2 separate regions of the Homo sapiens genome follow, and region 2 is linked to region 1. Evidence: read pairs that join two places in POLR2A ChIA-PET (ENCODE). Cell type or tissue: GM12878. All regions are shown on one strand. Each heading gives the region's core, and the rest is flanking DNA. Links, peaks and the distances in the headings are about the cores only. Region 1 overlaps NF1 (neurofibromin 1). Region 2 has its middle 13 kb from the start of SUZ12.

Region 1 (15,819 bases), core at 6,476-14,475:
TTTTTCTTTTTTGAGACAGAGTTTCACTCTTGTCGCCCAGGCTGGAATGCAGTGGTGCTATCTTGGCTCACTGCAACCTCCGCCTCCCATGTTCAAGCAATTCTCCTTGCCTCAGCCTCCCGAGTAGCTGGGATTACAGGTGCCCACCACCATGCCTGGCTAATTTTTGTATTTTTAGTAGAGACAGGGTTTCACAATATTGGCCAGGCTAGTCTTGACCTCCTGACTTCAGGCGAGCCGCCTGTCTTGGCCTCCCAAAGTGCTGTGATTACAGGCGTCAGCCACCGTGCCCGGCCTATCGTTTCTTTATGTTACATACAATCCAATTATACTCTTTTAGTGATTTTTAAATGTACAATAAGTTCTTGTTGACTGTAGTCACCTTGTGCTATCAGATAACCAGATCTCATTTATATTCTTTTGTACACATTAACCATCCCCGGTCTCCCCTTCCCCACCCCCCACTACACTTCCCAGCCTCTGGGTAACTATCATTCTACTCTCTATCTCCATGAGTTCAATTGTTTTAATTTTTTTAGCTTCCACAAATAAGAGAGCGCACGATGTTGTATTTCTTTGCCTGGCTTATTTCACTTAACATCATAACCTTCAGTTCCATCCGTGTTGTTGCAAATGACAGGAATCTCATGTTTTGTGTCTGAATAGTACTCCGTTGTGTATATGTACCACAGTTTCTTTATCCATTCTTCTGTGGACAGACACTTAGGTTGCTTCCAAATGTAGGCTATTGTGAATAGTGCTGCAACAAACATGGGAGTGCCGATATGTCTTCAATATACTGATTTCCTTTTGTTTCAGTATATACCTAGTAGTGAGATTTCTGGATCATATAGTAGTTTTATTTTTAGTTTTTTGAGGAACCTCCAAATGGTCCTCCATAGTATTATACTAATTTACATTCCTGCCAATAGTGTATGAGGGTTCCCTTTTCTCACTTTTCTCCTTGTCACCATTTGTTATTGCCCGTCTTTTGGATAAAAGCAACTTTAGGGTGATGTGATATCTCATTGTAGTTTTGATTTGCATTTCTCTGATAATCAGTGATGTTGAGCACCTTTTCATGTACCTGTTTGCCATGTGTATTTTGTTTGTGTGTTTGTTTGTTTTGAGACACAGTCTTGCTCTGTCACACAGGTTGGAGTGTAGTGGCGTGATCTTGGCTCACTGCAACCTCTGCCTCCTGGGTTCAAGTGATTCTCCTGCCACAGCCTCCTGAGTAGCTGGGATTACAGGTGCCTGCCACGATGCCCAGCTGATTTTTGTATTTTTAGTAGAGACAGGGTTTCACCACGTTGGTCAGGCTGGTCCCAAACTCCTGACCTCAAGCAATCCACCCGCCTCGGTCTCCCAAAGTGCTGAGATTACAGGCATGAGCTACCATGCCCAGCCATGGAATATCTTTTTTCTTTGCTTTATTTTCAGTCTGTGTTTTTCCTTATAGATGATGTCTGTTTCTTGTAGGCAACAGATTGTTGGGTCATGGGTTATTTTTGTTTGTTTTTAATCCATTCAATCACTCTTACGTCTTTTGATTGGAGAATTTAGTCCATTTACATTCAGTGTTATTATTGACGAGGACTTACTCCTGCTATTTTGTTATTTGTTTTCTGGTGGTTTTGTGGTCTTCTCTTCCTCCTTTTCTTCCTTCCTGCCTTCCCTTTAGTAAAAGTGATTTTCACAGATGATATGTGTTAATTTCTTGCTTTTTATTTTTTGTGCATCTGTTGTATGTTTTTGATTTGAGGTTACCATGAGGCTTGCCAATAATATTTTATGAGCCATTCTTTTAAGCTGATGACAAGTTAACACTGATGGCATAAAGCAGCAAACAAAGAAGCAAAAAGAAAACTAATAAAAACTCTACACTTTAACTTTATCCCCCTACTTTTTAACTTTTTGTTGTTTTTATGTATACCTTATTATACTGTCTGTATCTTGAAAAGCTGTAGTTATTTGTAAAAGGTTCATCTTTTAGTCTTCTCAAGATAGTAGTTCATACCACAATTACAGTGTTATAATATTTTGTGTATTTACTGTTACCAGTGAATTTTGTACCTTCAGATTTCTTATTGCTTGTTAATGTCCTTTTCCTTTTGATTGAAGAACTCCCTTTAGCATTTCTTCTAGGACAGGTCTGGCATTGATAAAATCCCTCAGCTTTTGTTTGTCTAGGAAAGTCTTTATTTCTCCATATATGAAGGATATTTTCACTGGATACTGTTCTAAGGTAAAAGTTTTTTTTTTTTCTTTATCACTTGAAATATGTCATGCCACTCTCTCCTGGCCTCTAAGGTTTCCACTGAGAAGTCTGGGGCCAGACATATTGGAGCTCCATTGTATGTTATTTGTTTCTTTCCTCTTGCTGCTTTTAGGATCCTTTCTTTATCCTTGACCTTTGGGAGTCTGATTATTAAATACCTTGAGTTAATCTTCTTTGGTTTAAATCTGTTTGGTGTTCTGTAACCTTCCTGGACTTGAATATTGATAAATATCTTTCCCTAGGTTTCATAAGTTCTCTTTTTTTTTTTTTTTTTTTTTTTTTTTGAGATGGAGGTTCACTCTTGTCGCCCAGGCTGCAGTGCAATGGTGCAACCTCTGCTCACTGCACCCTCCGCCTCTACCTCCTCTTTAAGGCCAGTAACTCTTAAATTTGCTCTTTTGAGGCTGTTTTCTAGATCTTGTAAGCATGCTTCATTCTTTATTCTTGTCTCCTCTGTGTATTTTCATATAGGCTGCCTTCAAGCTTGCTAATTCTTCTGCTTCATCAATTTTGCTTTTAAGAGACTCTTGATGCATATTTCAGTATGTCAGCTGCATTTTTCGTCTCCAGAATTTCTCTCTGGTTCTTTGTAATTGTTTCAATCTCTTCGTTAAATTTATCTGATAGGATTCCGAATTCCTTCTCCACATTATCATGGATTTCCTTGAGCTTCCTCAAAACAGCTATTTTGACTCCTCGGTCTGAGAGGTCACATATCGCTGTCTCTCCAGGATTGATCACTGGTGCCTTCTTTAATTCCTTCGGTGGGTCATGTTTTTCTGGATGGTCTTGATGCTTATGGATGTTCATTAGTGCCTGGGCATTGAAGAGTTAGGTATTTTTGTAGTCTTTGTAGTCTGGGCTTGTTTGTACCCACCCTTCTGGGGAAGGCTTTCCAAGTATTTGAAGGCACTTGGGTGTTGTTATCTTAAGTCTTTGGTCACTGCAGCTATATCTGCTTTAGGGGACACTCCAAGCCCAATAACGCTGTGGCTCTTGTACACTCATAGCGGTACCACCTTGGTGGTCTTGCATAAGATCCTGGAGAATTCCCTGGGTTATCAAACAGACTCTTGTTCTCTTCTTCTCTTCCCTTACTTTCCTCTAAACAAACAGAGTCAGTCTCTCTCTCTGTCTGTGTGTGTGTGTGTGTGTGTGTGTGTGTTGAGCTGCCTGGAGCTGGGGGAGGGGCGACACAAGCAGCCCTGTGGACACCAGCACTGGGAGTGCACTGGGTCTTGCCCAAGGCCTGCAGTACTGCTGCCTGACTACCACCTATGTTCACTCAAGGCCCAAAGGCTCTACAGTCAGCAGGTAGCAAACCCAGCCAGGCTTGCGTCCTTTCGTTCAGGCAGTGAGTTCTCCGTGGGTCCAGAGATGCCATTCAGGAGCCAGAGCCTAGAGTTGGGTACATCAGAGATCTACCTAGTGCTCTATTCTGCTGCGGCTAAGCATTAAGCTGGCACCCAAGCTGTAAGACAAAGTCCTTCCCGCTCTTCCGTCCTCTTTTCTCAAGCAGAGGAGTCTTTTCCCATGGCCGCCATCGCCCCAGGCCCATGGTGAGTGCTGCCTGGCTACCACTGATGTTCACTCAAGGCCCAAGGGCTCTTCATTCAGCTCATGGTGAATGCTGCCAGTTCTGAGTCTCTCCCTTAAGGCCTTGGGGCTCCCCTCTAACCCAGGGCAGGTCCAGGAAAGTTTTCCAGGAGCCAAGGCCTGGAATCTGGGACCCCAGGAGCCTACTTAGTGCCCTACCCCACTGTGTCAAGCTGGTACCCAAGTTGCAACACAGAGTCCCCTTTATTCTTACCTCTTCTTTCCTCAAGCAGAAGGGGTCTCTCTCCATAGCCACCACAGTTGGTAATGTGCTGGGTCACCCCTGAAGCCAGCATGTCTCCAAGTCTCACCCAAGGCCCACAGCAAGTACTGCCTGGCTATCCCTCCTGGTTGTTCAGGGGCCAAGGGCTCTTTAGTCAGCAGGTGATGAGTTCTGCCAAGACTGGGTCCTTCCTTTTAAGACAGCAGATTTCCTTCTGGCCCAGGGTTTGTTTAGGAGTGTTGTCTGTGAGGTAGGGCCTGAAATGGGGGCCTCAGGACTCTGCCTGGTGCCCTCTCCTACTGTGGCTAAGCTGGTAGTTACAAGACAAGGTCCTCTTTACTCTCTCCACTCTTGTATTTGAACAGAGGGAAGGCATCTCTGTTGGAGCTACAAGCTGAGCTGAGCTGCCTGGGTTTGGGAGAGGGGTGATGTAAGCATTCCCTTGGTTGCCCTGGCTGTCTCACTAGGTCCACCCCAAGTCCACTGGCTCTGAGCCCAGCACAGCACCAGGACTTACCCAGAAACTGCAGTCCTTGTGGGCCTAGACTGCCTTTCAAGTTTATTTAGGACCTCAGGGCACTTTAGCTCTTGGTGGTGGGGCTTGCTGGAACTCAGGTTTCAACAGCTGGGATGGGTGATTTACCTCTGGCTAGGTCTGTTCTAAGTTCTCCATCCTTGAGCACCAGCTGAGCTCTGCCCTGTGTTGCTTTCTGCTATGACAGGGCAGCATTTAGTCCTAATGCAAAGTCCCATAATCACTGTGCTGTCCGTCCCCCAAATGCAGATTTTCTTTGCACACCACGGGGCCACTGCCAGGAGGTGAAGGAAGGGTGGTATAGGTAAGTCAAGACAGTTTTTCCTACCCGCTTCAGTGCCTCTTCCTTAATATGATGTTAAGACCAGGTATTGTGATCACTTACCTGATTTTCAGTTCTTATGAAGGTGCTTTTTTGTATGGATGGTTGTTCAAGTTGGTGTTCCAATAAGGGGGACGATCCCTGGAGGCCTCCATTCAGCCATCTTGCTCCACCTCCAGTTCTCAAGCTAGTTCTTTGAAAATCAACTTGGGAAAAGTTTTATACACAGGAACACTTGAATAATTGAACACAAATGTTCATTGTAGTTCAGAATTAGTAGAATATTCAACAGGTTACCATTGGCATGTGGGAAGCAAGAGAGCACTGTGGCTAGAAGGTATTGTTTTAGAGGGAAACCTGAAATGGACTGCAGTGTACCTGCTGCTATGCTGACTCAAAAAAAAAATTTCACAAAGTAGGCAATTGTCAGGGTTTCTAGCAGTCTCTTTGAGCCTTGTTAAAGAAATTGTTAATCTCATTCATACCTACCAACTCCTAGACCTCCATATCTTAAGATTTGGATTACTGTTGTAGCTTAACTGTTCTCCCTGCATATAATCCCCATATTTAGGCTGTCTCTTCAATTAGCCACATATTGCAAGTTCATTTTCCTCCTCTGGCTTCCTAACAACCATCAGCCATTCTCCAATAGATACCAACCAGGTGTCCTTGTGATTCAGTTCAACCGTGACACTGTTTACCTGGAGAGAGCATCAGATTTCCCATAGGATAAGGGCTGAGTAAGATTGCTACCACTTCAGATGCCAATTACAAGCCCCAGGTTGTTACCTGTGCTTCTCACAACTTCACCTTGAGTTGGATTAATTTGCTAGAAGGACTCACAGAACTCAGGGGCATACTTTACTTTTGTTTGCCTACTTACTATAAAGGATATCAGAAAGGATACAGATGAACAGCCAGATGGAAAAGATGCACATAGGGCAAGGCATGTGGGAAGGGGCTTGCAGCTTCCATGCTGTCTCCAGGTGCACTACCCTCCAGGCACCTCTATGTGTTCGGCAACCTGGAAGCTCTTCAAACTCTGTTCGTTGGGTTTTTATGGTGACCTCATTATATAGGCATGATTGATTAAATCATGGGTCATTGGTGATAAACTCACCTTCAGCCTCTCTCCTCTCCTTGGAGGTTGGGGAGTGGGGCTGAAAGTCTCAACCCTCTAATCGAAACTTGGTCTTTCTGGTGACTAGCCCCGTCTTGAAGCTCCCTAGGACCTCCCAGCCACCAGTCATCTCATTATCATATAAAAGACACTCAGCACTTCCAGAGATTCCAAGGGTTTTAAGAGCAATGTATCAGGAATCAGGAGCAGAGACCAAATATATATTTATCACAATACCCTTGAATTATTGTATTGAGTACTTAGTGTGGAATACCTGGTCTATATGTCTTTCTCCTTTTTGAAAAGGTCAAAAGGCAATTGTTGAATCCTCAGCACCTGATACTAAGATGGCAGATAGTAGATGTGCACTAAATATTTATTGGATTGATTACCTGCCGCACCTACTTTCTCTTTCTGAAATACCCTTACTTCTTTTGTCTATGCAAATTCTGTGCCTCCTTTAGAACTCACCTGTTCAATGAAGTATTTCTTGCTTTGCAGTCCATGCTAATTTCTGAACTCTTACTGTATTCATATGCTGTGCCACACAGCAAACTCTAAGGAATCTACAGCAATGACGTAAGTGTCCAAAGCATTTCTGTAATACGTTAATTAATATAGAAACAAAATTACTAATTAACCTGTTAAAAACAAATATTTACTCAGTACTTGCTGTGGTAAGGCACTGTGCTAGTCTTTAAGGGGACATAGGTAAATACTTCCTTCAAGGAGCTTACAGTTTAGTAAGAGGGATAAAACACACAACAGATAAGTGGTGAGTTTCATAAGGGGTGTATTTTGAGAGTTCAGATTAGGCTAGTTAGAGAGTAAAGGTTTGTGGATTTGATTACTATTGGGTAAAATTTAAACTACATAAAGTAGGCATTATTAGTCCTGTATTATTGATGAGAAAAAATGACACCCAGAGAATTTAAGGATTGTGACCAACTCATAATGATTGATAACTGATAGAGCTGAAATTTAAACCTAGTAAGTCTGCCTGCGGAATCTCTTCCTTTAATCACAACATCAGAGTTTAGAGGTGGTACTGATAAGAGTTAGCAACACTGGGCCGGGCACGGTGGCTCATGACCGTAATCCCAGCACTTTGGGAGGCTGAGGTGGGCAGATCATAAGGTCAAGAGATCTAGACCATGCCGGCCAACATGGTGAAACCTTGTCTCTACTAAAAATACAAAAATTACCTGGGCGTGGTGGTGGTGCGCCTGTAGTCCCATCTACTTGGGAGGCTGAGGCAGGAGAATTGCTTGAACCTGGAGGCGGAGGTTGCAGTGAGCCGAGATTGTGCCACTGCACTCCAGCCCGGCAACAGAGCAAGACTCCATCTCAAAAAAAAAAAAAAAAAAGCAATACTGATTGGATATGGGGAATAATGAAGTAGAGCAGGAAAAAGTGACATCAGAGATGGCCTGAATGATGTGATTAAGAAAGTGATAGTGCTATTGATAACATAGAGCACATGATAAGACATAAGAGTACGAGGAAAAATCAGTTAATTTGGGGCATACTGATTTTTAGATACCAGTGGGGAGGGGACATCTAGCAGTTAGAAATGTCAGACTGGATGTGAAATGCAGTTCAAGATAGGGGAAACCTGAATGGCCACAAAATATCTAAAAGCATGTCTAACCTTAGTAGGAACTGTGGAAATAGAAGTTAAAAACATGAGCTACCTCATGTTTTACTCAACTGCTAGATTGGAGGGGAATAAGAATTCTTATACAGTACTAGTTTTAGAGCTATTTGGCAATATCTAGTAAAGTTATATCTGCATATACTCAATAACTCAGAAATTTCATTTTTAGGTAGCTGCCTTAGAGAATCTCTTATGTGCAAGAATGTTCATTGCAATGGTGTTTGTAAAGGTGAAAAATGTTTAATGTTCATTATAATTAGAGAATAGATAAATCATGGTATACAATAGACTATTATGCAGTAAAGTGAACTATATCTTCATCTATCAACATGGATAAATCTCAGAAACATAATGTAGAGTGAAAGATGAAAGTTGCCTTTTGTTACTATTGATGAAAAAAGTAAAGACCTACATCATTCAGCCGGGCGTGGTGGCTTATGCCTGTAATCCCAGCACTTTAGGAGGCCGAGGCAGGTGGGTCACTTGAAGTCGGGAGTTTGAGACCAGCCTGACCAACATGGTGAAACCCTGTCTCTACTAAAAATATAAAATTAGCCGGGCGTGGTGGCCCATGCCTGTAATCCTAACTACTTGGGAGGCTGAGGCAGGAGAATCACTTGAACCCGGGAGGCGGAGGTTGCAGTGAACTGAGATTGCGCCATCACACTCCAGCCTGGGCAACGAGAGTGAAACTCCATCCCCCGCCCCCACCCCCCACCAAAAAAAAAAAACACCTGCATCATTCATATGTGTGTGTTAATTTTTTCATATGGGCATATACACATAGAGGATTGTGAATTGGAAAAATACATGATATTCTTGTTTTATCTGTCCCCTCTCTCCCCCTTTTGTTGCTTGGGTATTTTAAAGCATATCTCAGAGATCATGTTTCTAACATATACAGACTTAAACACACATACACGTGCATGTGCAGCCTGAGTATTTCCACACAAATTAAAGTTAATAATCCTGAATAATATATCTAAGACTAGTTTTCTGTTAAATTTTTTTCAGTTATCTCAAAGTTGTCTTTTTTTTTATTTTTATTTTTGAGATTCAGTCTTGCCCTTTCATCCAAGCTGGAGTGCAGTGGTGCAGTCTTGGCTCACTGCAGCCTCCACCTCCCAGGTTCAAGTGATTCTCCTGCCTCAGCCTCCTGAGTAGCTGGGATTACAGGCACCTGACTAATTTTTGTATTTTTAGTAGAGATGGGGTTTCACCATGTTGGCCAGGCTGGTCTTGAACTCCTGACCTCAAATGATCTGTCAGCCTTGGCCTCCCAAAGTACTGGGATTGCAGGCGTAAGCCATCCAGCCCTGTCAAAGTTGTCTTTTTTTTTTTTATAGTTGGTTGTTTAAAGATTCCAATGAAGTCTACACGTTGCACTTGGCTTAATGTCTGTATAAGAGTCTCTTTTAAGGAGTGATTTTTGTTATTTGTTTTAAACAAAAGTGTTAGGATTTTATTTTTATTTTTTTGTAGGTTAGAACCATCAGAGAGCCTTGAGGAAAACCAGCGGAACCTCCTTCAGATGACTGAAAAGTTCTTCCATGCCATCATCAGTTCCTCCTCAGAATTCCCCCCTCAACTTCGAAGTGTGTGCCACTGTTTATACCAGGTATGCTTACAGTTAGAGATTACCATTATTAATCTAAAGTTAAATTATGAAGAATGCTTTATCAAAGAAGGATCTAGCTGCTGATGGTGTGTGGTTAACTATAATACTGAGTCAGTTTGGATGAATAATACATTGAGAATTGTTGGAATTGTCTTTGAAAAAAACTTAAATATTACTTAGGCAACAGTTTGAAGTAAGAGAATACTTTAAAATACTAAATTTTACTTGCATTGGGAGCAAGTTTAAAATGCAGTGAATCCATTGGGTATGATGGATGTGGCTGAAATGAACATATTATGGATTTTTGTTGTTGTCATCTATTAACCTAAATTATTTACAGGGTGTTTCACAGTTGAGGCGGGTCTCCTCCTTGCTTTTTGCATTGTGAATTGCTTGATCATCTGTGATTTTGGTTTCTTCATTAATGTATAATTAGTTTGTGTCAGGTTTTCCCAGGATAGACTGATTGTTCTGTTTACTTTATGTAGCATATTTCTTAAAAGAGATACTGCATCATCATTCAGACCAAATTATTAGACCTTCTAACACTAGCACTGCAAGTAATGCGTCTGAACTCAGAAAATAGCCATAGTCATGGCCTTCTTTTTTAGGGAATTCGGTCTATGTTCTTTTATGTCTTCTACTGTGTTTTTGAATTGCACATTGCAGTTTTAGGAATTATTTATTCCAAGGGAGGTCCTGCAAATGCATATTAGCCTTTTGGAAACTGTGATTCTGGAAGAAACATTAGTGGGTCTGGAATTTGGGATAGGGGTGGATATAAGGGAAATACACAGTTATCAAAACCCATGTCTTTGTGTCTCTCTCTTTGCAGAGTCATCGCAGCCATTTGCTTTTTTAGCACACGGCTTCAGTTGCTTAGAGACGTTAACAGCATCATTGAAATCACCATTTTAAAAGCTGTTTGAGGCTGCTCTATGTGAATTTTTTCACCATTGCTATTTTTAAAGATGTATCTGTTCTATCTGTAAAAAAGCTTTTCACGGTATACATAGATGATAAAACATACTTAACCTTGTCTCTCTTAATTTATCATGACTTTTCTGCCTTTACAAAAAGGCTCAAGGAAACTTAGGAAAATCCTGTATAGTTTTTTCAACTAGTTAAGTCTGAGTCTAAAGGGTAGTTTAGTTATAATATGAAACTTAATACAGTGAATATCTTCTCAAGTTTGGGCTGTATTCAGGTTTCTCTTTAAATTTTATTTAGTAATTGTTCTATTGATGAAACTAGGCAGACAGGAAATAGCACATATTAAAAATAGTCTGGGTCAGCTTCTTGGTTGGCCTAGTAGTAACTGGTTTCAGAGAGCAAGTGGGTTTCTAAAATGACAGAGGCTTTGACTTTAGCTGGTTAAAAGTGAATGGGGACTGACTACATGATTACATGGTCTAGGAGATTGTAGTAGAATTTCTTCATGTGGTTGTCATCCTAAAAGAAAAATCTTTTTGTATCATGAGCAAAGTTGGAGACCGTTTTGAGACCATGATTCTAATAATGTAAAAGGAACAGGTCTTAGCACTTATTTAGTACTTAGGAAATATTTAATGAAGAAATAAATTTCCCATCCCTCCCACCTAAGTAAACAAGATTCTTGCCAGCTTTCACAGCTAAGAAAGGAGGAAAATAGTGAAAATAGATTTTTAAACACTATATGTGGTGATTATTAAACAGTATGTTATGCTTTTTAGAGCACTTCACAGTAAAATATCCTATATTATTTTAATAACAAACCTGGTTTATTATGTTAAAATTTCACATAAAATTATTATCTTTAAAAACATGAATTAAAGGTGGTATCAGTGCATTGTTTAAGTATTGGGTAAAAGCATTGTTGAAGAGCAGAGACAGCATGCTGTGTTGTTATTAAATAAGGCTTTATTTTTTAATTAGTAACTGGTAACAGGGAATGTTACATTTACTGATTAGAAAGAAAGATAGGAAAAAAGCTTTGGTCTCAAGATAGTATTTTATTGAGTCTGCTTCCCAAACCTAGTTTATTTCTTTTGGTTTGCTCTTTTGTTTTTATTCATCTTCCCTCTTCTGGCTTTTTCTTGCCCCTTTGCCTTTGGCAGTAACAGAAAGGTACCTTCCTGCTCTTCTGTGTTCTGCCTGGAGGGATAGTAGTCCCTTTGGGACCTACTGGGGAAATGTTGAAAGGGAAGTGAGTATATTGCTAGCTAATAAACTTCCCTGGACTTTAGCTCCTTTTTTGAGTTCATATCTTGGCCTTTAAGCCTTTTCAAATCATGTGTTAACCAGCTCTATTACTTTATATACCTTCCTTCCTTAGTTGACTGGATTAAGGTTATTTAAGAATAGCCAACTGTGAACATGTGTCAGATTTATAATTAAATCATTTTCTCATGTGTTGTTTTCACTTCTCCTGATGGTTTTAGGATAAAGATAAAATGATTCCCAAAGTGGATATTCTCGTATGGTGAGAGAATTCTAAGAACTAATTTATGATTCTAAATAAATCTCACCCTTTTTCAGTAAATCTGCTTCTCCAAACTGAAGTAGTTTACACACAGTTTTAAGGCTATAAATGATAGTTATATACCACTGTTACTAATACATTTGTATATAGTCTAAAGTTTGAAACAAAGCTCTGTGAGCTAAGGGGCTGTGTCTTGTTGTTTTACTGCTATTTCCCAATGCCTAGAATGGTATTTGACCTGTAGGTACACAGTAACTCTTTGGATGGATGAATGGGTGGGTGGATGAATGGATGTCTAACTAACTTAAAGCCCAAGTTATGGGTTATGGTGTTGGATGTCCAGAATTCCCAGAATAAGATGCCATCTATTTGTGGATTAAATAATTCTAACATGGTTTTAAAAATATTTTTAAAATAATTATTCTGCCTAGGCTAGTCCAATCAAGAGTCTTTTAATTTTGAAAGAAATCTTTGGTCTAGAAAGAGCTCTGAGAGATGAAACCAATATGTGCCTGGAGTTTTGGGGGTTTTTTAGGTGGCTTTTTTTTTTTTTTTTTTTAAGATATTTTGATAAATGGTCAACTGTAATATGTGAAAAGTTTTAAGCAGGCCTACAGTTTTGTTCTGTAATTTTCTCTGCAGTTTCTTCACTTTAATAATATTAATGCTTCTTACTAGTTGAGCTGATAACCTTCTTCTCCCAAATGTTGCAGAGCTTTTAACCTCCTCTGATTAGAACCATTTCAGGAAGTAGCCTGCAAACATTGAAAAATATGTGAAATGTTAAGAGTAATCTTTTTTAGAGAGAGAGGTCTTTAATTCAGAATTTCTAAAGTGAATTTTTATATTTATCCATATAATTTTTATTTCTTTATTCAGTAGGATCATAATTAAATGCCAGGTGTTGGAAAAAGAACTTAAAGTCAATTGAAGGATACACAGAGAAGAATTTTACATACCAAGAAAAAATTATGTAGACACAAATGTTTTTAGTGTGTGATCTACTTGTAATGAATATTTTATATTACATTTCTCAAAAGCTAGGAATTAACCAAAATGTAAATATTTAATATCCTCAAATTCACTTGGAGAGAGTTTTTCTGTGATTCATAGCCAGAAATAGTAGACATGATTGGGTCTCAACATTTCTTGCTGTTTTAGTGCTTGGCTTAAAAATGTAATAAAAATTAAAACCCAGAATTAAAATTCATTCCTCAAAATTCAGTTGATTTCTAATTTTTTGTTGATTCCATTTGTGTTACATTTTATGGTGTAATTTTATGTACAAGCCAACATTGTTTTTGTTGCTGTATGTAGTCGGTGCTGTGACTTGTTTGTGCTCATCTCTGTTCTGTAGGCAACTTGCCACTCCCTACTGAATAAAGCTACAGTAAAAGAAAAAAAGGAAAACAAAAAATCAGTAAGTTTGGAGAACTTTTTATTAGCTGTTTCTTTCAAAGCAAAACAAAAATCTTTTGCTGTTTGTTAAGAATATCTTCACTTCAGCCTATTTGACCTTCACTGTAAAATCATTCTACTAATTCTGGCACAAAATAGCTTTCATTTCAATTAACCCTGGAATTAAGTTACATTGAAACATTCTCTGTGTTCCTTTGGTTTGATTTATCCCAAAGGCAATTTGTGGGCATTTGTTGCATTGGATATCCTTGGTCTAATTTTATTATTGTTACTTTTTAAATTATAAATGAATGCAAAGAAACTTAATTTCAAGGCCTTAGGAAACGCTGACTGTCTTCATTCTTGCTTCTTGTTTGAAGGTAATGTGAGTGGTTTCTTTTCCCAGAGATGACAGTGTTTCTTAATTGTTAGAAGTATATGGTGGGAAAGAGTCACTTTCTAAATCTTACCTAAAAGTTGCTAAATTTTATTTTTTTACTCTTCATATTTTTATCTAGGCAGTCTCAGGCATAATTTAGATATTTGTGCATAGATTATAGAAATTTTAATGGTAAAACTACTTTTACCTCAAAAAAATAAGAGGTAAATGATAAGATAGTACTTTTGAGATAAAAGAAAACTGAGTTCATATTTGTAGAAAAACACATCATTCTGCAAACATAATGTGAATATACTATCTGCTTCTATGAACTTGCCTTGATTTATTTAAAAGGAAGAAAATTATGAGAGTCGTAATTATTTTCTTCCAGTGAATGGAATTTGTCCAAAATATAATATGCATTCATTTTACATTTGCCATTATCTGTCACAGTGACTTATCAGGCTGAGCCCTGTCTTTGTTCATATAATCCAAATGATTGTAGAGTAAGATGTAAAGAAAACTAAGTAGGTAGTTTTCTTAAAAGGGTGTAATTTAGAATACAGTGTTCATCTGGTTTCATCTTTCATGCCTTATCTAAACTTTACATATAATAAAAGCTTTATGGCTGGGCACAGTGGCTCATACCTGTAATCCGGGCACTTTGGGAGACCAAGGTGGGAGTATCTCTTGAGCCCAAGAGTTAAAGACCAGCTTGGGCAACATAGCGAGTCGTCTCTACAAATAATTTTTTTTTTTTTTTAATTAGCCAGGCGTGGTGGTGTACTCCTGTAGTCCCAGCTACTCGGGAGGCTGAGGCAGGAGGATTGCTTGAGCCCAGGTGGTTGAGGCTGCAGTGAGCTGTGATTGTATCACTGTACTCCACCATGAGTGACAGAGTAAGACCCTGTCTCACAAAAAAAAAAAAAAAAAAAGAAAACGAAAAAGCTTTACATATAAGTTTCTAAGCTGTACATATAAATTATCTAAGCTTTAAATATAGATTTTTAAAATTCAAATCAAAATTTAAATTTATAGACATATACTTTTGTTGTGTCCATTGAAGATTTTATTTTTGATTATATTAAGTAAATTTGCCTAGCTATGATCAAATTGATTGGATTATAAAGACGTTTCTAATGCTTCAGCCTTCTAATTCTCAGCATATGTGAGTTTAACATAATGTACACCATCATTGTTGAAATTAATTTGCTGCTTCTAACACTCTTGTTCAGTGTTATACTAATGCCATTTTGTAGTGTATCACATAATTAAAATTCAGGCTTTCTGTGTTTCTCTAGAGCATGTTTTCTAGCCTTTCTAACACTGCTTTATTTATTAAGATTATGTCTAAAATTGTTTCTTGAAATGTTTTTTTTTCTACTAGAGTTATTTTCAAAAAATTTTTTTTTAATTTCTGGGTAACACCAAGTTTTGGAATGTATTTCTCAGCACAGGTAATACGAGCTCCTCATGGAAACAAGGGGAATCTAATTGGTAATTCGAGATATTTTAGAGTACATTCCAAAGTATGAAGACAGTATACTCATAAATTTAAAATGTTGTTTTATGGAGTTGTGTGCTTTAACAAAACCTAATGATATTTAAGAGCAAGCTGACTTTCTTTTTGGGTGTATATGTCATGGATTGGAATATGTAAAATATAGAGAGAAGATCTGGCTTCTAGTATATAGCTGTGTAGTCACATTACAAATAACTGTTTATTATTCTCAAATATATAGTGTATAATGAGGTTTACTTTGAAAGTTAACTGTCTGCCTAACTCAGGGAGAATGCAGTAACTAAGCATATATGGGTAGTAATGCTCTTGCTGAAGTGTAGTTTATGACTACATGCATTCGCGTTATGTAGTCAGCTTTTACCAAGGGAAGAAAGGGTACATTTGGCTGATAACTGGTCTCAACACACAGACTGGCCCAAGTTTGACCTTTTATGCAGAATGTCTTTTGGATCCAAATTAGATTTTTATGGATTAAAAAAAACACTAGAGCATGTATGTATTATGAGGTAAAATTACATTGATGTCAATTAGTGGTGAATGAAAAAAAAACAGTCCTTTTATAAGTTGACTTACGAAACTTGTTATGTAGCATTTTTATTGGTTTTTAAAATCAGTTTTTAGTTCCAAAATTATATTGATTCTGCCATCAGTGATACATATATTTATATGATACATGAGACAGTATGTGTTCCTGAGGTGTCGATATT
Region 2 (15,819 bases), core at 7,202-15,201, 680 kb after region 1:
TAAGCAAACCAAGGCTCCAAAGGATAAAATGGCTTGACCAAGATCTCACAGCCAATGAGTTGGGGAGCCTGCTGGGAAATCTAGGATTCGGGGTAACTAAAGGTCACTACGGTTCTTTTTTAAAGAAAATTTTATTTTTATTTTATTATCTATTTAGAGACACGGTCTCACTGTGTCATCCAGGTGGGAGTACAGTGGCGGGATCTCGGCTCGCTGCAACCTCCGCCTCCCTGGTTCAAGCCATTCTCCCTCCACAGCCTCCGGAGTAGCTGGGCTTACAGGTGCCCGTTACCACGCCCAGCTAATTTTTGCATTTTTACAAAATGCACCATGTTGGCCAGGCTGGTCTCGAACTCCTGATCTCAGGTGATCCGCCCACTTCGGCCTCCCAAATGCTGGGATTACAGGCGTGAGCCACCGCGCCCCACCAGGAAACTTTTAATTAACTAGTTTTAAAAGCCAAACAGTAAAGAAAAACAGCATTCCCCTCCCCCATGCATCCCCTCTCTGGAATTTTAACTTTCCTGTGCAATCATGTGGTATTTTTTTCAGGTATTTCTGCTGGTTTCCCGCCGTCTTTCTAAATAACCGGTTTAACTGGTGTGTGGCACAGACTTAACTACGATGTAACTAAAACGCCACTCTACAGTTAACTCCCTCTATTCCTTAGATTTCATTCCCGGGGTCACCTCTTTGGCCTAGGTGCACACACCGCGGGCTCCGCTCTAGGTGGGGCACAGGCCTTCGCCCGCCGCATGCACCCTGGGCTGCGCAGCCCCAGCCAGCCCGACCCGGGCTCAGCGACCCCTGCCCCCGGGACCCCGCACCGGGGCTGAGCGCTCGCCTCCTGCCGGCCGCGGCTCCACGCCCTCGCCCCAGACCCTTTGTCAGAGAGCGAGGGTCGGGGAGCGAGAGCCAGGGTCCGAGGTGACCGTCGTAGTTGGGGCCGAGGTCCGTGTGGTAGGGGACTGGGACAGGAGTCGGAGTCGCAGGGCGAGGGCCCAGATCGGGGCTGGAAGCCACAGGCCTCTCACCTCGCTTGGCCGAGCGGCCGGGACTCCGGGCCCGCAGCGGATGGAAGCGGGCGCTGCCCTGCCCGGCGGCGGCCGGGGCCTTCTGGGGTTTTCCCGCGGGCGGCTCGGCAGGGCGGCAGCAGCTGCCGCGGAGAGGACGACCGCCACCGGTGCAACCAGGTCCCCGCGCCCCTGCCCGGCCTCTGGGGCGCCCAAGCGGGCCGTCCTCACCGCGGCAACTCCACGCCCGCCCCTCCAGCCCAACCTCACAGCCTTGTCCTGTCCCCAAGCAAGGAGTCGGCCTCCCTGTCCACAGGGAGGGAATCCGGCGCAGGTCGCAGCCGGCCTCTGGCTTTCGTGGGGAGGGCACCAAGGCTTCAGGTTTCCCAGCTCGCGCGTTACCGTTCAAAAGCCCCTCCTGGAGCTCTGAATTGAGGGGAGCACTCCATGCCCCTTCCTCCAAAGAGGGCGGGAGTCGCAACACTGAAGCCTTGCTCCAAACAAACCCCCCTACCAACCCTCTCTACTCCTCCCTCCTGACCCCCTTTCTCTGTCCATTATCCGTCTGAGGGGGTCCAGGACTTGAGCAGTTTCTGATTTCCTTTATCTTTATGGTGGGGGATCTGTTTCCCACTAAGTATGGTATCATCCTCTTTTTGGCCTCTCACCAACTCTTCCTGCCCCCTCCCTACACACATTCATCCCCCAACCTCCCCAAATTGCGGGTTAAACCGATTTTGAACTTACGTTATTATGAGTTTGAAAATACTTTTCCCCGCCGGGCGCTGTGGCTCATGCCGGTAATTCCAACACTTTGGGAGGCTGAGGCGGGCGTATCACCTGAGGTCGGGAGTTTGAGACCAGCCAGACCAACATGGAGAAATCCCATCTCTACTAAAAATACAAAATTAGCTGGACGTGGTGGCGCATGCCTGTAATCCCAGCTACTCAGGAAGGCTGAGGCAGGAGAATCGCTTGAACCCGGGAGACAGAGGTTGTGGTGAGTCGAGATCGCGCCAGTGCACTCCAGTCTGGGCAACAAGAGCGAAACTCGGTCTCAAAAAATAATAAAAATAAAGAAAATACTTTTCCCAGTTGGTTTGTGTAATATACTATGATTACATTTCCTTTTTTGTTGTTGTGGAGACGGAGACTCGCTTTGTTCCCCAGGCTGGAGTGCAGTGGCTGGATCTCGGCTCACCACCTCCCGGATTCAAACGATTCTCCTGCCTCAGCCTCCCAAGTAGCTGGGATTACAGGGGCCCAGCAGCATACTCGGCTAATTTTTGTATTTTTAGTAGAGATGGGTTTTCACCATGTTGGCCAGGCTGGTCTCAAACTCCTGACCTCAAGTGATCTGCCCGCCTCGGCCTCCCAAAGTGCTGGGATTACAGGTGTGAGCCATCGCCCCCAGCCATATTTCCTTTCTTATCAGACTTTTTTTTTTTTTTTTTTTCCTTGTGGTTAGTGATTGTCTCAATGGTTGGTTTGTTAAGGCTTCTATGTACCCATCATTAATTTCCACCCCCCACCCCACAAATGCTTTGCCAGAATTGCAAGGCTCCATTCATTCAAACTCATCAAATAATACACCTATTTTGTTTTTTCTTGGAAATATCCCTCCCATGCCAATCTTAACTGTTGCTCACTAGACGAACTGCACAGCTGTTCTGGGAATTCCCTTCTTCACCATCCTGGGAATTTTCTTTACTTCTTTGTGTGAGTCCCCTTTGTCCTGGATTCCATGTTTGTTTTTCTCCCTCACTTTGGTAGAATATGTCCTCCAGTAGCTTTCTGACAAAGGGTGTGGTGAAGGGGAAAATTTTTTGAGATGTTGCGTGTCTGAAAATATCTTTTTTTTTTTTTAAGGGACGAAGTATTGCTATGTAGCCCAGGCTGGAATGCAGTGGCTATTCACAGGCACCAGCATAGCCACTGCAGCCTCAAACTCCTGGCCTCAAGCCGTCCTCCTGTCTCAGCCTCCTGGGTGAAAGATATCTTTATTTGATCTCACTTGATTAATGTGATAATTTGTCTGGTTACATAATTCTAGGTTGGAATCCATTTTTCCTTAGAACTATGACTTGTCTTCTCATTTCTGTGTTATTGCTGAGAAATCTAAGGAAATCCTTACTTACAAAAGAACATAACTGTATACCTTTTTTGTTTGTTTGTTTGTTTTTTGAGATGGAGTCTCACTCAGTCACCCAGGCTGGAGTGCAGGGGCGCGATCTCAGCTCATTGCAACCTCTGCAGCCCGGGTTCAAGCGATTCTTCTGCCTCAGCCTCCTGAGTAGCTGGGATTACACACGCCTGCCATCACGCCCAGCTAACACAACTGTATACCTTTTGTATGACCCTAATTTTATTATTAATTCTGGAAACTCTGAGGATCTTCTATCTTTGATGTTTTGAAAATGCAAGTGACAGGCCAGGCGCAGTGGCTCGCGCCTGTAATCTCAGCACTTTGGGATGCCGAGGCAGGTGGATCACCTGAGGTCAGGAGTTTGAGACCAGCCTGGCCAACAAGGTGAAGCCCCATCTCTACTAAAACTACAAAAATTAGCTGGATGCGGCGGCAGGTGCCTGTAATCCCAGCTACTCGGGAGGCTGAGGCAGGAGAATCGCTTGAACCTGGGAAGAGGTGGTTGCGGTGAGCCAAGAGCATGCCATTGGACCCCAGCCTGGACGACAAAAGCAAAACTCCATCTCAAAAAAAAAAAAAAAAAAAGAAAAGAAAAAGAAAATGCAAGTGACATGCCATGCTTTGATGTGCATTTTCACTCATTGTGCTAGACAGAGAGCCCTTTCAATTTAGAAACTGTTGCCCTCGGTTCTGGAATTTTTTTTGCTTTATTTTTCTTGCATTACTCATATCTTCCACCTCCACACACTCATACCCCACTCCGCTCCACCCCATGCATCTTTGTTCTTTCTTTCTTAAATTCCTGTTACTTGTATATTGGAATCTCCAAGTAAGTCTAATCCTCTCAACTTTTCTCTCACACTTAACTTTCTTTTTTCCCCCACGGTCTGCAAATTTCCTCAACTCTATTTTCCAAACTTTTCATTGCCCTTTTATCAATGTTGCCTTCTAAACAATAGTGTGCTAGGCCGGGTGCTGTGGCTCATGCCTGTAATCCCAGCACTCTGGGAGGCTGAGGTGGGTGGATCAACTGAGGTCGGGAGTTCAAGACCAGCCTGACCAACATGGAGAAACTCCACCTCTGCTAAAGATACAAAAATTAGCCAGGCATGGTGGCCCATGCCTGTAATCCCGGCTACTCAGGAGGCTGAGGCAGGAGAATTGCTTGAACTCAGGAGGCCGAGGTTGCGGTGACTCGAGACTGTGCCATTGCACTCCAGCCTGGGCAACAAGAGTGAGACTCTGTCTCAAAAAAAAACCAAAAACCAAAAAACAAAAAACAGTGGTGTGCTACTCAATTTCTAACAACCAACTCTCAGAAGCAGGGGGAAGAAAGCCTTGATTTGTAGTGTTTGCCTATTTTGATAGTACAAATATTTCCATCATGGTTGCTTTCAAGCTACTAACATTATATCACTAAAGATGGAGTCAGGAAGAGATGCACAGTAGCATATCATAGCATTCCCACCATATAGATAGAACACACATAAATAATCTCAAGAGCATAGATAATAATAAAATGTAGAAAAATAATCTGGGGCCCGACGCAGTGGCTCACGTTTGTAATCCCAGCACTTTGGGAGGCCGAGGTGGGCGAATCACCTGAGGTCAGGAGTTCGAGACGAGCCTGGCCAACATGGTGAAACCCTGCCTCTACTAAAAATACAAAAATTAGCCAGGCATGGTGGCGGGTGCCTGTAATCCCAGCTACTCAGGAGGCTGAGGCAGGAGAATTGCTTGAACCTGGAGGCAGAGGTTGCAGTGAGCCAAGATCATGCCATTGCCCTCCAGTCTGGGCAACAACAGTGAAGCTCCGTCTGCAAAAATAATAATAATAATTTGGAAGTAATGAGTTTTGAGTATTTATTTTGGTTTTTAATATAACTGATTTAATTGTAACTTTACATAATAATTTAACAGTGACAGTGTTTTAACAACTGGCTTTTAAAATTTCTAAAAATTCAACAGTTGATTCTTACAACCTGGTATGAGCCAGCTCTTGTAAACTATTGCTTCAAAATAATCATGGTCTCTAATGTAATAAAGGTAAATCAGGGGTCGGGCACGGTGGCTCACACCGGTAATCCCAGCACTTTGGGAGGCCGAGGCAGGCAGATCACGAGGTCAGGAGTTCGAGACCAGCCTGGCCAACATGGTGAAACCCCGTCTCTACTAAAAATACAAAAATTAACTGGGCTTGGTGGTGCATGCCTGTAATCCCAGCTACTGGGGAGGCTGAGGCAGGAGAATGGCTTGAAGCCAGGAGGCAGAGGTTGCAGTGAGCCGAGATGGTGCCACTGCACTCCAGCCTGGGTGACAGAGCAAGACTCCGTCTCAAAAAAAAAAAGGTAAATCAGAATAATCTTCCAAATGCAGTTCTGATCATGTCACTCCCTTGAGTAAAGCTCTATATTGCTTCTGTGCTTACTGAAACCCTCAAGGCTCAATTCACATTCCACCTTTTTTTTTTTTTTTTTTTTTTTATTTGAGAAGGAGCCTTGCTCTATCACCGAGGCTGGAGTGCAGTGGCGCGATCTCGGCTCACTGCACCCTGCACCTCCCAAGTTCAAGCAATTCTCCTGTCTCAGCCTCCCCAGTAACTGGGACCACAGGTGCCCGCCACCACGCCTGGCTAATTTTTGTATATTTAGTAGAGATGGGGTTTCACCATATCAGTCAGGCTGGTCTCGAACTCCTGACCTCAGGTGATCCACCCGCCTCAGCCTCCCAAAGTGCTGGGATTACAGGCGTAAGCCACCGCACCCGGCCCACATTCCACCTTTCTTATTAGTTACTCAAACAAATATTGATTAGGTATCTGCTATGGGCACGGTCTTAAGCAAGCTTAAGCAAGCTGCTGAGGATACAAGGATGAGTAATATACATTTCTTTTCTTTTTTTCTTTTTATTTTTTTATTTTTTTGAGACGGAGTCTCACTCTGTCACCCAGGCTGCAGTGCAGTGGCGTGGTCTCGGCTCACTGCAACCTCTGCCTCCCAGGTTCAAGCAGGTCTTCTGCCTCAGTCTCCTGAGTAGCTGGGATTACAGGCATGTGCCACCACGCCCAGCTAATTTTTGTATTTTTAGTAGAAACGGGGTTATACCATGTTGGCCAGGCTGGTCTCAAACTCCTGACCTTGTGATCTGCCCGCCTTGGCCTCCCAAAGTGCTGGGATTATAGGTGTGAGCCACCGCGACCGGCCATTTCTTTTCTTTAAGGCACTCCATGATGTAGTAGGAGAAACTTAAGTATATATTACTCAATGTGATAAGAACATGAAAAATATATGCACAAACTATTATAGGAATGACTAGCAAATGACTAATTCAGTCTGGGGGAATCTGCCATGGAAAAACCTAGCATGTCTTCCCTTGTCTTTTAGGTCTCCTAGTGGGTTGGGGTTTTTATCTTATTTTATTTTATTTTTTTGAGATGGAGTTTTGCTCTTGTTGCCCAGGCTGGAGTGTAATGGCATGATATCGGCTCACTGCAATGTCTGCCTCCTTGGTTCAAGCGTTTCTCCTGCCTCAGTCTCCCGAGTAGCTGGGATTACAGGCATGCGCCACCATGCCTGGCTAATTTTGTATTTTTAGTAGAGATGGAGTTTTTCCATGTTGGTCAGGCTGGTCTTGAACTCCCGACCTCAGGTGATCTGCCTGCCTGGGCCTCGCAAAGTGCTGGGATTACAGGCATGAGCCACCACACCCAGCTGGAGTTTTTATTTTATTAAGCGTTATATACTTAATACAAGCCATAAAGGTAAAGTATAGTGTTCATTTCAAAGACTGCTAGTCGATTTTTTTTTAATCTACAAGATATGTCCTCAGAAAAAACTGCTAGTTTATTCAGTTTAGTGCCAACTTTTTTTTTTTTTTTTGAAACGGAATCTTGCCCAGTGGCCAGGCTGGAGTGCAGTGGTGGGATCTTGGCTCACTACAACCTCTGCCTCCTGGGTTCAAAAAAAAGGTAAATCAGAATAATCTTCCAAATGCAGTTCTGATCATGTCACTCCCTTGAGTAAAGCTCTATATTGCGGGCAGATCGCAAGGTCAGGAGATCGAGACCATCCTGGCTAACACAGTGAAAACCCGTCTCTACTAAAAAAATACAAAAAATTAGCCGGGCATGGTGGCAGGCGCCTATAGTTCCAGCTACTCGGGAGGCTGAGGCAGGAGAATGGCGTGAACCCAGGAGGCGGAGCTTGCAGTGAGCCGAGATTGCGCCATTGCACTCCAGCCTGGGTGACAGAGTGAGACTCCGCCTTAGAAAAAAAAGAAAATGTAGAAAATGTTCACGGAATAATGCTGAATGATCAGAGAGCAGTATGGCCAGGAATGGAAGGAGTTAAGGTAGGAAGCACTCATTCTGCAATGCCTTTATCTGAGAAATTAGGGATATTTATTTACTTGCAAAAGGCTCCATCTTAGTGTTCTTTGAAGGAGGAGTCAGTAGCTTAGGCTCTTGAAAAGGTCTTTAAGACTCAGATTTCCAAACTATTTATTATAAGCCATGCTTCTCTCTGAAAAACTCTTGATGTAACAAGAGTTTCAGAATATAACAAGTTCCCCAATTCTGTTTGGGAGTTTTATGGTGAACTCAATGTCTATTCATGACATATTCTGTTCTCCCTTCTTCCGCTCAGACACGTTGGTAAAATTTAAAGATTTCTAAGTAATGAAAAGTAGCTTCTAATGAGGAAAAGGGAACTGTGCTTTTTTTTTTCTCTTGGTCTCACTCTGTTACCCAGACTGAAACACAGTAGTGCAATCATGGCTCACTGCAGCCTCAAACTCCTGGGCTCAAATGAGTTTCTTACCTTTTTTTTTTTTTTTCCTGAGATGGAGTGTTGCTTTGTTGCTCAAGCTGGAGTGCAGTGGGGCAACCTCGGCTCACTGCAACTTCCGCCTCCCAGGTTCAAGCAATTTTCCTGCCTCAGTCTCCAAAGTAGTTGGGATTACAGGCATGCGCCACCACGCCCAGCTAATTTTTGTATTTTTAGTAGAGACAGGGTTTCACCATGTTGAAGGCTGGTCTCGAACTCCTGACCTCAGGTGATCCGGCCATCTCGGCCTCCCAGAGTACTAAGATTACAGGCATGAGCCATTGCACCCGGTCCCTCATCTCCTCTTTCAACAACATTTGCTGGGAAGGGCAATGAGCAGTGCCCCCTTTCCTTTTTTTTTTTTGTTTTAATTTTATTTATTTATTTGTTTTTGAGATAAGGTCTTGCTCCATCATCTAGGCTGGAGTGCAGTTGAGTGATAAAGGCTCACTGCAGCCTTGACTTCCTGGGCTCCAGATATTCTCCCACCTCAGCCTCCCAAGTAGCTGAGACTACAGACATTGAGCCACTGCACCCAGCCTTCTTTTATTTTTTGTAGAAATGTGTGTCTCGCAGCTGGGTACAGTGGCTCATGCCTGTAATTCCAGCATTTTGGGAGGCCAAGGCGGGCAGATCACCTGAGGTCAGGAGTTTGAGACCAGCCTGACCAACATGGAGAAACCCCTCTCTACTAAAAATAAAAATTAGCCGGGCGTGGTGGCATGCACCTGTAATCTCAGCTACTCGGGAGGCTGAGGCAGGAGAGTCACTTGAACTCGGGAGGCAGAGGTTGCAGTGAGCCGAGACTGCGCCATTGCACTCCAGCCTGGACAACAAGAATGAAACTCAGTCTCAAAAAAAAAAAGAGCCGGGTAAGGTGGCTCACGCCTGTAATCCCAGCACTTTGGGAGGCCGAAGCGGGCAGATCACGAGGTCAGGAGATCGAGACCATCCTGGCTAACACGGTGAAACTCCATCTCTACTAAAAATACAAAAAATTAGCCAGGCATGGTGGCGGGTGCCTGTAGTCCCAGCTACTCGGGAGGCTGAGGCAGGAGAGTCACTTGAACCCGGGAGGCAGAGGTTACAGTGAGCCGAGACTGCGCCATCACACCCCAGCCTGGACAACAAGAGTGAAACTCAGTCTCAAAAAAAAAAAAAGAGCCGGGTGAGGTGGCTCACGCCTGTAATCCCAGCACTTTAGGAGGCCGAAGCGGGCGGATTACGAGGTCAGGAGATCGAGACCATCCTGGCTAACACGGTGAAACTCCGTCTCTACTAAAAATACAAAAAATTAGCTGGGCGTGGTGGCAGTCGCCTGTAGTCCCAGCTACTCAGGAGGCTGAGGCAAGAGAATGGTGTGAACCTTGGAGGCGGAGCTGGCAGTGAGCCGAGATCATGCCACTGCACTCTAGCCTGGGCGACAGAGCGAGACGCTGTTTCAAAAAAAAAAAAAAAAGAAAAGAAAAGAAAGAAAGAAAGAAATGAGGGTCCTGCTGTGTTGTCCAGGCTGGTCTCAAACTCCTGGTTTCAAGTGATCCTCCCGACTTGGCCTCCCATAGGCATGACCCATGGCACCTGGTTCCAGCTTTCCTTTTCCTCTAGTATTTGGTTGTCATCTCTTACCTCCCTAACATTTCAAGGTTCCTGGGAAAATGAAATTAGTTCTTCCTCACTAAAATGTGGCAACAGGGCCGGGCACGGTGGCTCATGCCTGTAATCCCAGCACTTTGGGAGGCCAAGGCAGGTGGATTGTTTGAGATCAGGAGTTCAAGACCAGACTCACGAACATAATGAAACCCCATCTCTACTAGAAATACAAAAATTACAGGTGTGCCATGGTGGTGCGCGCCTGTAATCCAAGTTACTCAGGAAGCTGAGGCAGGAGAATCGCTTGTGCCTGGGAAGCGGAGGTTGCAGTGATCTGAGATCGCGCCACTGCAATCCAGTCCGGGCGACAGAGTGAGACTCTGTCTCAACACAAATAAATAAATAAATTAATTAATTAATTAATTAAAATGTGGCAACAATTGTTAAACACATGAGTAATTATATTAACAGCACAAACTTGGATCCCCTGGATTAAGTACTCTGGAAAAAGACAGACAGATTGAAAAAGAATATGACTACTCACATTAAAAAACCAAAGACCACAGCTGGGCAGGGTGGCAGTGCACAACAGGAGCCTGAGTGAGGCAGAAGGATCCCTTGAGCCCAGGGTTTGAGGTCAGCCTAGTCACCATACTGAGAGTCTATCTCAAAAAAAAAAAAAAAAAAAGGCTACTGGATTACAACAATTCACGTTTAGCTTACTATAGATAGAGATGGATATTTACAGAAATAAATATAGATTTGTGTGTATATATGGGTTAGTATACATACATATATCTTAGCTCTGTCTACTGGGAGAGGCTGGAAGCAATGACACCCCAGAAGCAATGAGTGTACCCAGCAACCACATCTTGGTTTCTTTTTCTCTGTTTTTTTTTTTTTTTTTTTTTTTTTTGAGATGAGCCACTGCACCAGGCCTTGGTTTCTTTTTAATTTTTTTTTTTTTTTTTTGAGATGGAGTCTTGCTCTGTCGCCCAGGCCGTAGTGCAGTGGCGCGATCTCTGCTCACTGCAAGCTCTGCCTCTCAGGTTCACGCCATTCTCCTGCCTCAGCCTCCCAAGTAGCTCGGACTACAGGCGCCCATCACCACGCCTGGCCTGACTTGAGGTCAGGAGTTAAAGACTAGCCTGACCAATGTGGTGAAACCCTGTCTCTACTAAAAATACAAAAAAAAAAAAAAAATAGCTGGACGCGGTGGCTCACACCTGTAATCCCAGCACTTTGGGAGGCTGAGGTGGGTGGATCACCTCAGGTTGGGAGTTCAAGACCAGCCTGACCAACATGGAGAAACCCCGTCTCTACTAAAAATACAAAATTAGCAGGCCATCGTGGCACATACCTGTAATCCCAGCTACTTGGGAGGCTGAGGAAGGAGAATCGCTTGAACCCCGGAGGCAGAGGTTGTGGTGAGCTGAGATTGTGCCATTGCACTCCAGTCTGGGCACCAAGAGCAAAACTCTGTCTCAAGCAAAAAAACAAAACAAAACAAAACAAAAAATAGCTGGGCGTGTTGGCAGGAGCCTGTAATTCTAGCTATTCTGGAGATTGAGGCAGGAGAATCACTTGAAGCTGGGAGGCAGAGGTTGCAGTGAGCCGAGATCATGCCACTGCCCTCCAGCCTGGGCTTCAGAGCTAGACCCTGTCTCAAAAAATATATATATATATAGTATTAGATTATACCCCAAAGTATAAAATAAATACCCATGAATCCATACTGATATAAAGTATTGAATAAATATAGAAATGGAAGAGAAGGTAAATATCCACTTCACGAAAGAATTCCAAATTATTCATACAGATACTTAGCCATCAAGGTGGTAGAGCTTAATTCACCACAACCACTATTACCACACCTTGAGTGTAGTGCTATACTTGGGGACTTGCTTCAAAAGAATATAGGAGAGAAAAAGTAGGAGAGAAAGAGTACAGCAGAGAAAAAGAGTACAGGAGAAAAAAGTATGGAGAAGGTTGAGAAATGTTGGACAGGTGATCAAGATTAACGTCATCAATAACAATCATATGGATATCAACCTGGATATGGTATGATAACAATGGTACTTCCCTTTTGTGATCTCCCTCCATAAAACCTATAAGTGAACTCCAATCATTAGAAAAACATCAGACAAGGCCGGATGTTGTGGCTCATGCCTATAATCACAGCACTTTGTGAGGCCAAAGTGGGTGGATCACCTGAGGTCAGGAGTTCGAGACCAGCCTGGCCAATATGGTGAAACTCCATCTCTACTAAAAATACAAAAAATTAGTCTGGCATGGTGGCAAGTTCCTTTAATCCCAGCTACTTGAGAGGCTGAGGCTGGAGAATTGCTTGAACCTGGGAGGCAGAGGTTGCAGTGCGCCAAGATGGTGCCATTGCACTCCAGCCAGGGCAAAAAGAGCAAAACTTCCTCTCAAAAAAAAAGAAAAAAGATAACTTTTAAATTACTATATGGTAAGTGTAATGCAAAGTTTAGTTTTTAATTTTGTTTCACTTCCTAAGTGTTGTATATTTTCTTACCAGGAACTCTTCTTGTGTTTTTTTTTTTTTTTTTTTTGAGACGGAGTCTCGCTCTGTGGCCCAGGCTGGAGTGCAGTGGCGCGATCTCCGCTCACTGCAAGCTCTGCCTCCCGGGTTCACGCCATTCTCATGCCTCGGCCTCCCAAAATGCTGGGATTACAGGCTTGAGCCACCGCCCCGGCCGAACTCTTCTATATCACTTGACATGTTTTGAGCTAAATTTGTAACCCTTTTTTGCACCCATTAGAAGATAACACCATTTGCCTTTTATTTTTGGATAATTCAGGAATAAAAAATGGATCTCAAGCTTTATAAAACTTACAATTCTAGGCTGGGCGCTGTGGCTCACACCTGTAATCCCAGCACTTTGGGAGGCCAAGGCCGGCGGATCACACGGTCAGGAGGTCAAGACCATCCTGGCCAACATGGTGAAACCCTGTCTCTACTAAAAATACAAAAATTAGCTGGGCGTGGTGGTGCGAGCCTGTAATCCCAGCTACTCGAGAGGCTGAGACAGGAGAATTGCTTGAACCCAGGAGGCAGAGATTGCAGTGAGCCGAGATTGTGCCACTGCACTTCAGCCTGGCAACAGAGTGAAACTCCGTCTCAAAAAAAAAAAATTATAATTCTATAGAAAAATAACATTTGTATAAATTTAACTTTGGTGTAAAAAAGTGAATTTAACTTTGGTATTGCACACTGGTAATTTCTGTGAGTTCTCAGAATTAAAGAACTGAGGTAACTTTAACAAGAACCTACATTAAAGCTTAGACTTTACCACTACATAATATATGCCTTTAGGAAATATGTACTTCTACACCCTAAATACGTTTTTTGCTTTCTTTTTGAGACAGTCTGGCTCTGTTGCCAAGGCTAGAGTGCAGTGGCATGATCTCCACTCACAGCAATCTCCACCTCCTGGCTTCAAGCGATTCTCCTGCCTCAGCCTCCCGAGTACCTGGGACTACAGGCACGTGCCACCAAGCCTGGCTAATTGTTTGTATTTTTAGTAGAGACGGGGTTTCACTATGTTGGCCAGGCTGGTCTCAAACTCCTGACGTTGTGATCTGCCCGTCTCGGCCTCCCAAAGTGCTGGGATTACAGGCCTAAGCCACCATACCTGGCCCTAAATATGTTGTTGTTGTTGTTGGTTTGAGAGAGAGTTTAGCTCTTGTTGCCCAGGGTGCAGTGCACTCCAGCCTGGGCAACAGAGTGAGACTCTGTCTAAAAAATAAATAAATAAATAGATAAATAAATAAATAAATAAAATCGTATTATGAAAATAAGAACAATATTTGTAATAATAACAACTAGCTGGCCGGGTGCGTTGCTCACGCCTGTGATCCCAGCACTTTGGGAGGCCGAGGCGGGTGGATCACGAGGTCAGGAGATCGAGACCATCCTGGCTAACATGGTGAAACCCTGTCTCTACTAAAAATACAAAAAAATTAGCCAGGCATGGTGGCGGGTGCCTGTAGTCCCAGCTACTCGGGAGGCTGAGGGAGGAGAATGGCGTGAACCCGAGAGGCAGAGCTTGCAGTGAGCCGAGATCGCGCCACTGCACTCACTCCAGCCTCGGTGACAGAGCGAGACTACCTCTCAAAAAAAAAAAAAAAAAAAACTAGCTAAAAATAAAGGTCTGCATCTCTTAATATGTTCTGCTTAACAGCAGTAAATTAGCAATTGCAAAATAAAGGTTAATTTATAAACTCTGAATGGAAATCCAGATATCCAGACTATAGTAGTATTATAGAAGTGATGGCTGGGCACAGTGGCTCATGCCTGAATCCCAGCACTTTGGGAGGCCGAGGCGGGCGGATCACCTGAGGTCAGGAGTTCAAGACCAGCCTGACCAATGTGGTGAAACCCCGTCTGTACTAAAAAATACAAATTTAGCCAGGCGTGGTGGCGCATGCCTGTAATCCCAGCTACTCGGGAGGCTGAGGCAGGAGAATCGCTCGAATCTGGGAGGCAGAGGTTGCAGTGAGCCAAGATCGTGCCACCGTACTCCAGCCTGGGTGACAGAGTAAGACTCGGTCTCAAAAAAAAAAAGAAGTGATGATAATACCTGACAGGTTGACCCTAATAATCATGTTGACATGATTTATGAAGTATGATGACATAATAATGCTGTTTTTTTCCCTAGAAAATGAAGAAAACATAAGTTCACACAAAGATTAGCGGTATTATCAGCAAAACTAATTTTTTTTTTCTGGGCAGGGCATGCATGAAATATTTACAGAATTATCTTTTTCATTTTCTTTTTCTTTTTTTGAGATGGAGTTTTGCTCTTGTTGCCCAGGCTGGAGTTCAATGGTGTGATCTTGGCTCACTGCAACCTCCGCCTCCCAGGTTCAAGCGATTCTCCTGCCTCAGCCTCCCCAGTAGCTGGGACTACAGGCATGCGCCATCACGCCTGGCTAATTTTGTACTTTTAGTAGAGATGGGGTTTCTCCATGTTGGTCAGGCTAGTCTTGAACTCCTGACGTGTGGTGATATGCCCACCTCGGCCTCCCAAAGTGCTGGGGTTACAGGCATGAGCCACCACACCCAGCCAGAATGATCTTTTTCATCTGCATTTCATTACCATGAAACAAAGTAATCTTCATTAGTCTTGTCATAGGTTTTTATTTTTTATTTTATTTTATTTTATTTTATTTTATTTTATTTTATTTTATTTTGAGACAGAGTCTTGCTCTGTCACCAAGGCTGGAGTGCAGTGCTGCAGTGGCGCGATCTCAGCTCACTGCAACCTCTGCCTCCCAGGTTCAGGCGATTCCTCTGCCTCAGCCTCCAGAGTAGCTGGGATTACAGGCGCCTGCCACCACTCCCAGCTAATTTTTTTTTTTTTTTTTTTTGAGATGGAGTCTCGCTCTCTCGCCCAGACTGGAGTACAGTGGTGTGATCTCGGCTCACTGCAAGCTCCGCCTCCCAGGTTCACGCCATTCTCCTGCCTCAGCCTCCCCAGTAGCTGGGACTACAGGCGCCCGCCACCATGCCCGGTTAATTTTTTTTTGTATTTTTTAATAGAGACAGGGTTTCCCCTTGTTAGCCAGGATGGTCTCAATCTCCTGACATCGCGCTCCACCCACCTCGGCCTCCCAGAGTGCTGGGATTACAGGCGTGAGCCAACACGCCTGGCCTAATTTTTTGTATTTTTAATAGAGACGGGGTTTCACCGTATTAGCCAGGATGGCCTTGATCTCCTGACCTCGTGATCTGCCTGCCTCGGCCTCGGCCTCCCAAAATGCTGGGATTACAGGCGTGAGCCACCATACCTGGCCAGGTTTGTTTTTAATGCTGTCAAATTTTGAGATGAGTATATCCCAGAATACACTATTGGTGCTATTTTAGCTGGTTATTTCTCATTATCAGACTTGGGAAGACAGCATAGTATACTGTGGTGATTTTCAAAAAAAATTCTTTTTAGCAAGTAGAACCATTATGTTCAAACAAATTATAAAACAGTCACAAGTAGAACATCTCTGATGAAAGACAAATGGGAATGCAGAGCCCACCATATTGCAGCTTCCTCTTCTCCCGGAGGGTAGCTTCCTGAAACTCTGGGGTTCCAGAAAGACAGCTTGGATACTTTAGTCATACTGGAAAACATGGGGTTTTGAGCCCCCTATAGCTGGGTTTAAACTCCAGCTCTCTCATTTGTGGGATGGTGTAATGGTGGGGGAGTTACTTAATCTCTTTGAGATTCAG

Evidence for each region. Peaks named below come from ENCODE experiments on the same cell type or tissue, not always from the same donor. Only the 100,000 strongest peaks of a DNase experiment are listed, where the experiment ranks them.
Region 2: POLR2A ChIA-PET joins it to region 1 with 14 read pairs; 2 of 35 experiments call an interaction of 5 or more read pairs at or near these places.

What each region holds. Positions count from the first base shown.
Region 1 is chr17:31,239,768-31,255,586 of GRCh38, forward strand. NF1 (neurofibromin 1) reads left to right here. Exons shown (of 58, transcript NM_001042492.3): 30 at 9,217-9,352; 31 at 13,171-13,233. Among named protein-coding and RNA genes, the nearest start is that of OMG, 50 kb to the right of the region's middle. In GM12878, for the core only: no CTCF peak of the experiment used is centred there; DNase peaks (open chromatin) are centred at 10,704 and 11,502; H3K27ac peaks cover 3,200 bases.
Region 2 is chr17:31,916,129-31,931,947 of GRCh38, forward strand. No RefSeq gene overlaps it. Among named protein-coding and RNA genes, the nearest start is that of SUZ12, 13 kb to the right of the region's middle. RefSeq lists enhancers at 580-1,237, 1,238-1,893. In GM12878, for the core only: no CTCF peak of the experiment used is centred there; no DNase peak of the experiment used is centred there.